2 separate regions of the Mus musculus genome follow, and region 1 is linked to region 2. Evidence: chromatin loops called from intact Hi-C (ENCODE). Cell type or tissue: heart. All regions are shown on one strand. Links, peaks and the distances in the headings refer to the core of each region. The heading gives the core; the rest is flanking DNA. Region 1 overlaps A730004F24Rik (RIKEN cDNA A730004F24 gene). Region 2 has its middle 45 kb from the start of Gm35201.

Region 1 (5,383 bases), core at 79-5,078, 330 kb after region 2:
CATGTTTGTGCCTGTAACCGGTGTGAGGGCACAGAGGCAGGGGGATTACAGGGGCGTACAGGCTGCCATCTTAGGACCAGATTCAAAAAGAGACCCTATCTTGAGAGAATAAGGTACAGAGTGATAAAGAAGACATCTGATCTCTTCCTCTGTCCTTCATGAACACCATATGCATACAGATGTATAAAACACACACATGTACAGAGAGGGGGCAGTTACAGTCCAGGGGCTGGCTACACCTCCACGGGTACATAGTGCACATAAATTCATGCAAGCACACATGCATGCGCAGATAAATAAAAAATAAAATCAAGAAATCTTATTTAAAACAAAAAAGAACATAAAACGAAAAACAAACCCAAAACAACAACAAAACCAGAACTTTCCTCAGCTCAGAGACGGCAAAGACAGCAAGTCACAAGAGCATACACTGGTGACAGAAGCAGAGGAACACAGAAGGCAAGGCGGAGGTGACAGAAAGCAAAGCAGAAGCCAGGTCAGGGTGGGTTTCGTCAGACAGATTTGTGTCTACAGAGATGCACTCACTCTGAGTACCGTAGAGACCCTTACCGCGGGAAAGCGGCATGACCTGACCGGATTTATGTTATAGACAGATCACTCAGGCTAACCTGCAAAGAAGCATGGATTCAAGGGACCTCGGCCAGCAAGTGTTTTAGCAATTAGGTGAGATGACGTAACAGAGTCAGGGGCAGTGGATGGATTTTAGTAATATTTAAGAGGTGAAATTAGCAGAACCAGAAGATTTATTGAATGGGAAAGATGTGAAGGAAACACAGTTCCTGGGAGAACACAGACTGATTGTGCTGCGGACCAGCCGCTGCTGCTGTCCCTACTCCTGCTACCTCCACCACTGCTGCCCTTCCAGTCACTCTGTCTGGTCGTTGCTCCCTGGTGGGTTGCAGGCAATGGACTCTCTCTCAGGGATACATCTGGAGCAGCATGTGTCTTTCATCAAAAGGCACAGCAATGGAGCTGGTCCCATTTTGGGGATGCATACTTGAATAAGTTGCTGCTGGCCAAAGGTCTCTGGTTCGGGGTCCTTTTATAACTGTTAATATGCAGTCTGTGAGAAGATGACTTGAGGCTAAGTATCTGCTACCCAACAGATTTTGAATGCAACTGGTTTCGATCCATGCGGTTGGTTTTGATCCAGGTGGCACACGAGGGCTTTCTCGGGTCATGCTTCATTCTGTAAATACCAGTTTTTATCTGAAAGTTACCAGAATATAAACAGACAGACAGCAAAACAGACGAGGCTTCCCTCCAGCTTTTCTTCCCCCTTTAGGGTCTCTCCGGCTCAGCAAAGACTTATTCACAGTACTTCCTGATTGTGCAGGGCTCACTGTGGACGTTCTCGTGGGGCCTCACTTTCCGTTACTCTCGGGAACTTTCCTAACACTTTCCTATTTCCTCATAGAAAAGACTCATTGTTTGACTTCTCTGCTTCAGGCCTGAGGCTGCTACTCCTGCACTCACTTCTGTTTTCTTTCAGAAAAGAGCAACATTTGGAAGCAGGGACCCTGTCGACAGATGTACTCTGTCACTAAGGACCAGAAGATGCCTAGTCTCTTGGAAACTTTGTTTTGGGAAATCCACTGAAGCCTACGAAAGAAGTGTATGGAGACTGTGCAGTGGCATTTGTCAGAGGCCTGACCAGATTACTACCAAGTGTGTTGGGGTGATAGTGGGAGCTGGAGGGATAGCTCAATGGTTCAGAGCACTTACTGCTTTTTAAGAGGACCCAGGTTCAATCCCCAGGACCCAGCTCACATCTGTCTGTAACTGCAGTTTGAGGTGACCTAACTTCCTCAGACACCAGGCATGGATGTGGTCCATATACATGCATGCAGGCAAAGCACTTATAGATACACACATATAAAGTAAAAGTAAATAATAATTTAAAAATAATAAAAGTTCTCTAGGTCAGCATGATAGCTCAGCAGGTAAAGGTGCTTGCTGTGAAACCTGATGACTTGAACTCAACCCCAAGTCTCTCACATGGTAGAAGCAGAAAACTGACTCTCAGGTTGTCTTTTGATTCCACATACCGGCCCCAGCACAGAGGTAATCACACATACAGACACCACATGCAGCCATAGCACAGAGGCACTCAGACACAAAAACAAACACACAGAGATGTTTGATGCTAAACTCATGGCTTAAGTCATTCAGGGCCATGAAAGCAAAGCTCTCCTCAGGGCTGGAGAGCTGGCTCACAGGTTAAGAGCATCTGCTGCTGGTCTTCCAGAGGATCCGGGTTTAATTTCCAGCATCCATATGGTGGCTCACGACCACCTGTAACTCCAGTTCCAAGGGATCTGGTGCCCTCTTCTGGCCCTTCTGGCCTCTATGGACATCAGGTATGCATGCAGTACACAGACAGACATACAAACAAAACAACACCCACATACATAAATTAAACATAATATATATTTTTAAACGCCTCCTGGGACTGTCTAGTTTCCTAACCGCCACCCTCCCTCCCGAAACCCCCCACTCTGCTCCACCCCTCACCCCTCACACCTACTGTTCCTATGACAACAATATCAAAGCCCATGCACTCCCAGCAAGCCCTCAACCACTGAGTGTGATTCCAAACTCAGGACTACGTCATTCGGGTTCTTCTAGTAGTTGTGCCTTGGAGTTATTTTATTCATAAAATTGTAATATAACTTTGATAAGAATGATATCACCAACAAAAAAATTAATTTAGAAAACACAATTCTTTGTGATAGTCACCATCCCACAGAGAAATATAATATACCTTGGTGTTGTTTCAGATCAACCTTTATAAAGCTCTGAAAATTGAGAATTTTCTTCCTAGGAGTCTGGTTTATTTATTGATATAACTACTCATACAGATTGATATTACTTTGTTTTATTGGTTTGATTTATTCTTTTTTCCCCTTAAGTTGATTTACTCTCTCTCTCTCTCTCTCTCTCTCTCTCTCTCTCTCTCTCTCTCTCTCTCTCTCTTTCTCTCTCTCTCTCTCCCCCTCCCTCTCTCTCCCTGGATTGGCAGCATTCACCGTTACCAATGAAACATCTCTCTAGCCCTGGTTTGGTTTATTTTTTCGTTGTTGTTTTTTGGTTTTTATTTTTATATAAATGATATTTTCCAGTATAGTGCATGGCTGTTGACCATACATGAAACCATCAATATTTATAACTATCATGTATCTCTGATGAGCTCTTAGGAACCTAATAGGTTTGGTTTTTTTTTTTTAATTAATTCTCTTGGAGTGGTAGCATGTGAAGTCAAGTTGTCTCCCAGGCTCCATGCTTCATCATCTGCAGTGAGAAAGCACCCAATTATTGTCTTATTGATTAGTGCTCTGCATAGCACTGGAGTGTTCTGAAGATAATTAAGACTCACACTTACTTTAAATAGCCAAAGAACTGTCATGTGATTCCCCCATCTGAACTGTGTGGGTGATGGAATGCATATGCAGCCCCCAGCAATGCAGCTTCCTGCATAGACATAGACACAGCCGCATAGCAAGGCCTTCAAGGGCACTTCCTTCACACAAATGGCCAGGGCAGCTGGAGATCATTTTCATGCAAATCTTCAAGAGCTTTGGTATTCCTAGTCCACTTTGTGCAGGCATTAGAAGAATGAAAATGAAGGTTGAACCGACCTTCATGAGTTCTTCCTTCTGACTGACATCCATTTGCATGTGCTTGTCTAGAACCAATTCATTACTTGCCCTAGTCAAACATAATTAGAACAGACTAACTGGAAAGGATGCCCACTGTCTCCAAGGACCAAGCACATCTACCTTAAACACCCAGTGCTGTAGAGAAAAGAGCTCTTTTCCCCTGAGGTTAGTCTGACACAGTGGTGATGGGCTTGGGCCGCTCCAGATGGGAAAACTGAGATGTTTCATTTAATATTGATGTGCTTTTAGACAATATCCTCCTATTGTTAACATTGGGTCCATGTTACACACTAGAAAGCTTTATGGCTCTGTCATATGAATGTGTGCTGTTTAAGGGAATAGCTTAAATACTTGGCTTTATGGTGGTCTCAAGGATAACTTTGCAGCCCTAAGGGCTGAGCCTCTTCCTCAAGATTCAACATGGTCTCTAGAGCCTTAGGATTCAAATCTCCGTTTCTGGGATCTTAGAGGGGGTTGCGGTGGAGATAAGAGTGAGAGTTGGTGTAATTAAAAGTGAAGTAGAGCAGGAATATTATTTAGGTCAAGTTCTCTGAAACTGCCACCCAATCCTTCCAGCTACATCCATTGACCAAAGCCCAGCCCCACCACACTGTAATGGCTTGAACCTGAAATGTCCACTATAGACTCATGGTTTTGACACTTAATTCTTGGCTGGTGGTGGTATTTGAGATGGTCAAGAAACTTTGATTTTCCGTATCTAGTCAGAGGAGGTTAGTCAGTGAAGGTGGGTTCCTGGGAGTGGCCACTTCTCACACTGCTTCCCAGCCATCCAAGATGTATACTAAACTGCCCTATCGTGGCTTCCCCACCAAGATGAACTGAATCCTCCAAAGTTTGAGACAATCAATCTTCCTGTAAGTTGCTACTATTGGGCATTCCATCACAGAAGTGCAAGCAACTCGAGTGTCTTAAGTGCAGAGGACATTGGGAAGAGGAATCCTAGTTAACTGAAAAGCAGATTTCTAATTGAGAAAATCTAAGTCATGGATATGGGTTTACTTTTAAAATGAGCATAATGATAGTGACAATTTCAAAGCTTTTGTAATGGTTAATTGACATTACTAATATCTTACATAGTAGTTGTTTTCATTTCATTTCCAGATAGCATTGCTAAAGTACTCTAACAAAACCAACTTTGAGAAAGAAAGTCTTGGTTGGCCTCACAGTTTCAGGTGACAGTCCATCACAGGGGAGAGTCTAGGCAGGAATTTAAAGCAGCCAGCCACATCATTACATATTTGCTCAGTAGACATAGCTAATCCAGAGCTGAGGGGAAATAAAAGTGGGCAAACCTGCACTCATTGCTTTCTCTACTCTTACACCGCTGTCCATGACCCATGCCCAGAAAATCGAGTTCTTCATGAGCCTGGTGTGACTTCTCCATGTTGTCCAAGCATTCAAAAAAATTAGGAATACACATCTCTTCTTGGAACTCTTCTTCTTGCTCAAATCCTCATGCAAAAGCTTAGTCTAGAACCCACGATAAGAAAACCTTCCAACTTCAATTAATGTAATCAAGTTGAATCCCCACATACATGGTCACAGGACACCTGGGCAAAATCTCTCATTGAGACCCTCTTCTTGGGTGATTCTAGATTGTATCATTTGTTAATATGTGGATATAATATTGTCTCAGCATCCGCTATGATCTAGATTATAGATAACAAGCTAACGTTTTAGTA
Region 2 (5,383 bases), core at 206-5,205:
TGATGGGGTGGATTATGGATTTATTTTTCATTTTGTTGGGGAAGGGATCAGTATCTTCTGGCCTCCAACTCAATATTTAGCCAAGGCTGGCCCTGGACTCCTTATTCTCCTGCCTCTAGTCCCTGAGTTATACCACCACATCTGGTTTGCATTTTCTTGATGATTAATGATATTGCATGCGTTTTCATGTATTTGGTAGCCATTTGTGTTTCTTCTCTGAAGGAAAGTCTATAAAACCTTTTGCTACTTTTGAATTGGGCTAGTGTCTTTTTATGAATATATCATGATATTTCTTTATATGTTTTGGTATTAATAAGAGTTTATTAGATATTTGATCTGCTTTGAGTGGTACTAATGTTTTATGCTTGTACTTGCTAGATTCATTTTTGTTTGTTGGTAGTGCTATGGAGTGCACCAGGATCTCAAGTACTCCCTGGTAGCAATCACTTATTGTTATAACTATGTTTTGATTGTGGGTTTTATTTTGTGTGGTACAATATTTTTGCATATAACACATTGGCCTTGAACTTCCAATCCTCTTTCCTCAGCCTCCTGAGTACTGAGATAATGGGTATGCCTCGCCAAACCTGGCAGCTACTATCTTTGAATGAGTGTTCAGGTTGGAAGATCCTTTGGCCTGGTAGAGCATAGCCCTGGCAATCCATCTGGACCAGCTGGTTCTGGATTGGTTCACTCTTAGCCTGAAACAGGTATCATTCCTATTTCTCTTGTTGGCATTGGCCTGAACTGGTCATAACTATCACAGGCGATGGGAGCAACCAAAATTGAACATAAAGGGAGACCCTCATGGATTCATAGGGTTCTTGAAGAAATTAGGCAGATCATGAAAGTGTAAGGGAGGAGAGGCTAGGAGAGGTGAGCAGGGAGAAGAGGTGAACAATGTTTTATTCATAACTATACTGGCTTTGCCCTCAATCTGGCTTTGACCTGTCTTTGAACATACGTTGGATGTGTTATTTGCCATTTCATTCAAATGTTCACTTCTGTTCCACAGTCAAGCACGTGGGTGATCTTTTCATCCAAGGAAATGTAAGCTCAGAGGTTACATAACTCACCAACTGAAGCCTTATTCCTATAAGGACAGAGAGGTAATGAACCTTCCGTTTATATTTTCTCATTATAGATTAATAAAGGAGGATGCAGATATTCAAAGAGGCAAAGCTATCATAACCACAGTCAGACCTGCTGAGCGTAGGCTTTGATCTGTTAATGCCAATCTGTTTGAAGCATCAAAATAGAAAGGGGCAGGGAAGGAAGGGCAAGATTAGGAATCTAAGCCTTTGAAGTGTCTGCCCTGTGAAAGCCATCTGTAAAACTGTAGGCTGCGTCCCTGTCCCATCAAATCAGACATAATCTTAGTTTACTTAAAGAGACCCTGAAGCTGGTAGCTCACTTTACAGATGGCACGCTGTGCTGTGGAAGAGAAGTCTCCCCACAGGTAGGAACCTAGAACCAGTGGAAATTGTTAAAATGCTACTTTAAAGTAAACTCTACTATTGAGACATTTGAAAAAGACACTAAGCCAGTGTTGAATCAGGCTCGGCCCCACTCCAGTCACCCCATGTTGTGCAAAACAGTGGTCCGTGCCCTGCCTTGAGAGAGACTGTTTCACCTGCAGCTTTTGAATCCAGACTGAAGATGAAGGATGATTGCGCACTTCAGTGTACATACAAATGGCTCGCTCTGTCAGCCAATGAGGCACAGGCTGATGAATGATTGGTTCCTGGAAGGAGAAAACATGCTACCATATGTAATTAAGGTACATTGAGATGATCTAAGCACATGAGCTTATTTCAATCATATCAGGAAAGCACCCAGCCTTAGGAAAGAGGAAACTTCCTCACCTGGAACATATAATACTGCCATGTACAGTGGTGACTCTGCTGATCTGTCACCTGATACCTTGTGTGTGCTTTAAAGGGACAACAGGCAGGGAACATTCCAGCATCCCAGGGTCTTCAGCTTGATTTGCCTTCACTGGTGACACAGTCTGTTTTAACTGTTCTCTCTGTTTGCTATTTGTACAGTGTAGAATTCTGCAGTGGTAGCCATGTGTAACCTAACATAAGTTTTATGTCTATATAGTATTGATATATTTACTGTGTAGTGTGTGTGTGTGGTATAATTGCTGTTGTAATGTGTGATCTGAGCTTAGAATAAAAGAACCTATTTCTTCAGCCAGCTACCTGGAGACTTTGGGACTCCTTGACAAATGTTGCCAATAAAACCAACCTAGCTGATTGTTATTTAATAAAGCCCAGCACTGTGAAAAGATACAAATGTGGCTGTGTTTACAAGTCAGCGAGCTCACAGCAGTTCGCCCAGATCTCTCCTTTTCAGAGATGGTGATAAAGCTATATTGACTTCGTAAAACAGATAAAGAAATTGGAGTGAGAAATACAAGATATTGAGTCAGCACAGCCAGGGATCAAGATGTTCCCTGGAGTCTTTTTGTGTGATCACGTCCCATAGCCAAGTTCACTTATCCAAGAGGAACAAGTGATTAGCCAGTTCTTTTTTTCTTTCTTTCTTTCTTTTTTTTTTTTTTTTTAAATGAACTTTGGCACTCAGCAAAATGAATGTGGAAGACATATGGCTGGGTCCTGTGGCCAAAGTCAGAATTGAAAATTTTTCCCTTTCAGGTCGTTGGCAATCTAGCTTGAGAGCCCCTGGCCAGCTAGAGGTTTGTCCTCTCTCTGTCCTGTGTTCTGCTTAGCATTTCTTTGGCTCTTTCTGAATCAGTGAATGATATCTGCCTTTACAGTAGAGAGAAATTTGTCATTTTGAGATTGGTAATATGTCAGCGACTCCATGCCCTACCTACAGCACACGCTAGCTGCAGGGACTGTGGGAGCAGGCACCGTGCCTATCTCCATGTCTACAGGAGTAGACAACAACGTCCTCCCTAACTCCTGACCCCTGCAAAGGGCTTCCCCGAGATGAGAGCTGCGCTACACAGTTATTTATGAGACGTTAACCTTCGATCATTTCCAAGGCACAACAAAGCCTTCTTCTCTGGGTTACTTATTTATTTATGCCAGCATTACAGTACTTCATTATTGCCACAGGGGGAACCGTCGGCTTAATTTTGCTTCGGAGACAGTGCTGCTGAAGTCATTCGGCTAATGATTTATGCCCCGCGTGACTGGGCAGTCGTCTGTGCTTGCTGATTATATCTTGTTTACTGTTTATAACCAGCAGTCATTATGCCACCGAAGGCCCCTGCCAGCTCACCGCGTTTATTTATCCCTGTGGATCTTTAGATACGCTGGTTAGTATAGAAAACTTTTGAATGGTTTAGTATTTTTTAAAAGCCCCAGAAGCTGTGAATTAAACCACTGTGCTCTCTGCCTCACGGGAGAAAGAGTTTGTTGAGAGTGAGCGGTGAACAGCACGCCCCCATCCCCCAGCTCTCCTGCTTGCTTCTGGTTTGATCAGAAAGAAAGCCTGAGTGCTTTTCAGGAATATGGGGCTGTGACTCCGTCATCAGTTTTGGGTTCTGAGATCACAGGTTTTTCCCCTTGGCTGCCGCAGATTTTACCATATTAAGGAAACAGTTTGCTTAGAGAAATGCTGCACGTGTATACAGGTATACAGGCTAGGTTTGGTGGCTGGCAGGACTCACCCATTTAGCCCTGGGGCCAGCCTCTGTGAACAAAACCTTTACAACCAGCCTGCAAGATTTTTTTTTCTTTGTTCTGAGATGCACAGGGCAGATGAACCACATGGACAGGCAGAGAAAGGGACGGTTTGTATAACGTGGCAACATGTTTCCGCACTGGGAGGTGGCGAGGCATCCTTCACTCTGATTTGTGAGACAAATTCCCTCCTCGATGGGCGCTGGAATTCACCAATGAGTCTAAATGGTCTATAAGCCCCAGGCACCTGCCTAGATCTGCTCCTCAGGGCAGAGAATGACACCACACCTGACTTTTCTACTAAGGGGTTGGGGATCTGAACTCTGGTCCTCACGTTTGCCTGGCAAGCTCTTTACCCACTGAGCTATTCTGCTTGCCCTTTGCAACGATCATGTACAAATGCCTGTCTTGACACTGTTCCCACTCAGAGAGAAGGAAGGAAAACCTTACTGTTCTTGTGAGCAGCCGCAGACCAATCTGGATGACTGGTTCTGAACTTAGCTTTCTCCATCGAAGCTGTTGGCTGCCGAACCCTCCCCGCTCCTCCCCCCACTTTCCTTTGCTTTTACTTTTACATAGTTCTCTCTCTCTCTCTCTCTCTCTCTCTCTCTCTCTCTCTCTCTCTCTCTCTCTCTGCCCCTGGAATAGCTTCATATCTCTGCTCCTTAGTCAGCCAGTTCAGCCTGGTCACAGAGCTGCTTTCTCTGTAGACTGGTGATCCAGTTGAACAATGAGTGCTTGCCCAGGGAACTCAGGCACCTCACATTGAACAAAACACAGGGCACAAGGCAAGAGTTGTTTCTGACAACAGGTTTAGATATGAGAATAAAATCCCTCAACTGCTATAATGCATGTGGACAATTCAACCAAAAAAAAAAAAAAATCAGGAATTGAGTACATCAGTTTGTACGTAGAGAGCCAGGGCCAGTCTCTAAGGATGGGAACAAAACTGTTCCCATGTTTCAGTGTTATAATTTGAACATCTGTATATAACTTTAGTCCCAGAGAGTCCCCTGACACTGTCTTCTATATCAAAAACGGCCAGACACAAAAAGGAAATATATGTGATGTGTGTGTGTCTGCACGTGCGTGTGTGTCTTTAAAACACAAACCAAAGAGTAATAACAACTGTTTGATTCTCCTCATGACTCTATTTTCCTCACACAGATGCAAACCTTGAGCATAAATATTTGCAATATTATAACACATGGGGATATGGAAGCCATCTTATTTAGACATCATTTCTCCCTGGAAATACTATTCTGGTTTGTCAGGAGTTTTCGTTCATGTGTGTTTTCATTTAGTCTTATAATTACTCCTTCTAAGAAAGTAAAATGAAACTAACAAATTTTGGTGCAAATTACTCTGAAACGTCATTAAAGAATTTTATCACTATTTTAGAAATGGAATCTTATACAGCTTACCTCAGATAGCTGGCCAATCTTTTCTGCTTTTAAAATTCAAAATGTAACTAAATTACAAGTTATTTCAAAGTCTCTCTCTCTCTCTCTCTCTCTCTCTCTCTCTCTCTCTTTCTCTCTCTCTGCCTCTCTCTCAAACACACAGATACATACACAGATACACACAGACAGACACAAAGATACACAGACACACACAAACACAAAGATACACAAACACAAACACAGACACACACAGAGACACACATACAGACACACACAGACACACACACACACAGAGACAGACAGACACACACACACAAGGCA

The links. A loop is a pair of places that touch in the nucleus more often than their neighbours do. Peaks named below come from ENCODE experiments on the same cell type or tissue, not always from the same donor. Only the 100,000 strongest peaks of a DNase experiment are listed, where the experiment ranks them.
Region 1: a loop joins it to region 2, with 4 times the contacts of the local background. A loop is called at or near these places in 1 of 42 quality-filtered maps.

Annotation. Positions count from the first base shown.
Region 1 is chr1:186,507,158-186,512,540 of GRCm38, forward strand. A730004F24Rik (RIKEN cDNA A730004F24 gene) reads right to left here. Exons shown (of 2, transcript NR_131158.1): 2 at 4,681-5,383. Among named protein-coding and RNA genes, the nearest start is that of Gm35426, 23 kb to the left of the region's middle. In heart, for the core only: a CTCF peak has its summit at 2,347 (motif pointing left); no DNase peak of the experiment used is centred there; H3K27ac peaks cover 1,412 bases.
Region 2 is chr1:186,179,685-186,185,067 of GRCm38, forward strand. No RefSeq gene overlaps it. Among named protein-coding and RNA genes, the nearest start is that of Gm35201, 45 kb to the left of the region's middle. In heart, for the core only: a CTCF peak has its summit at 3,081; a DNase peak (open chromatin) is centred at 3,167; H3K4me3 peaks cover 228 bases; H3K27ac peaks cover 1,695 bases.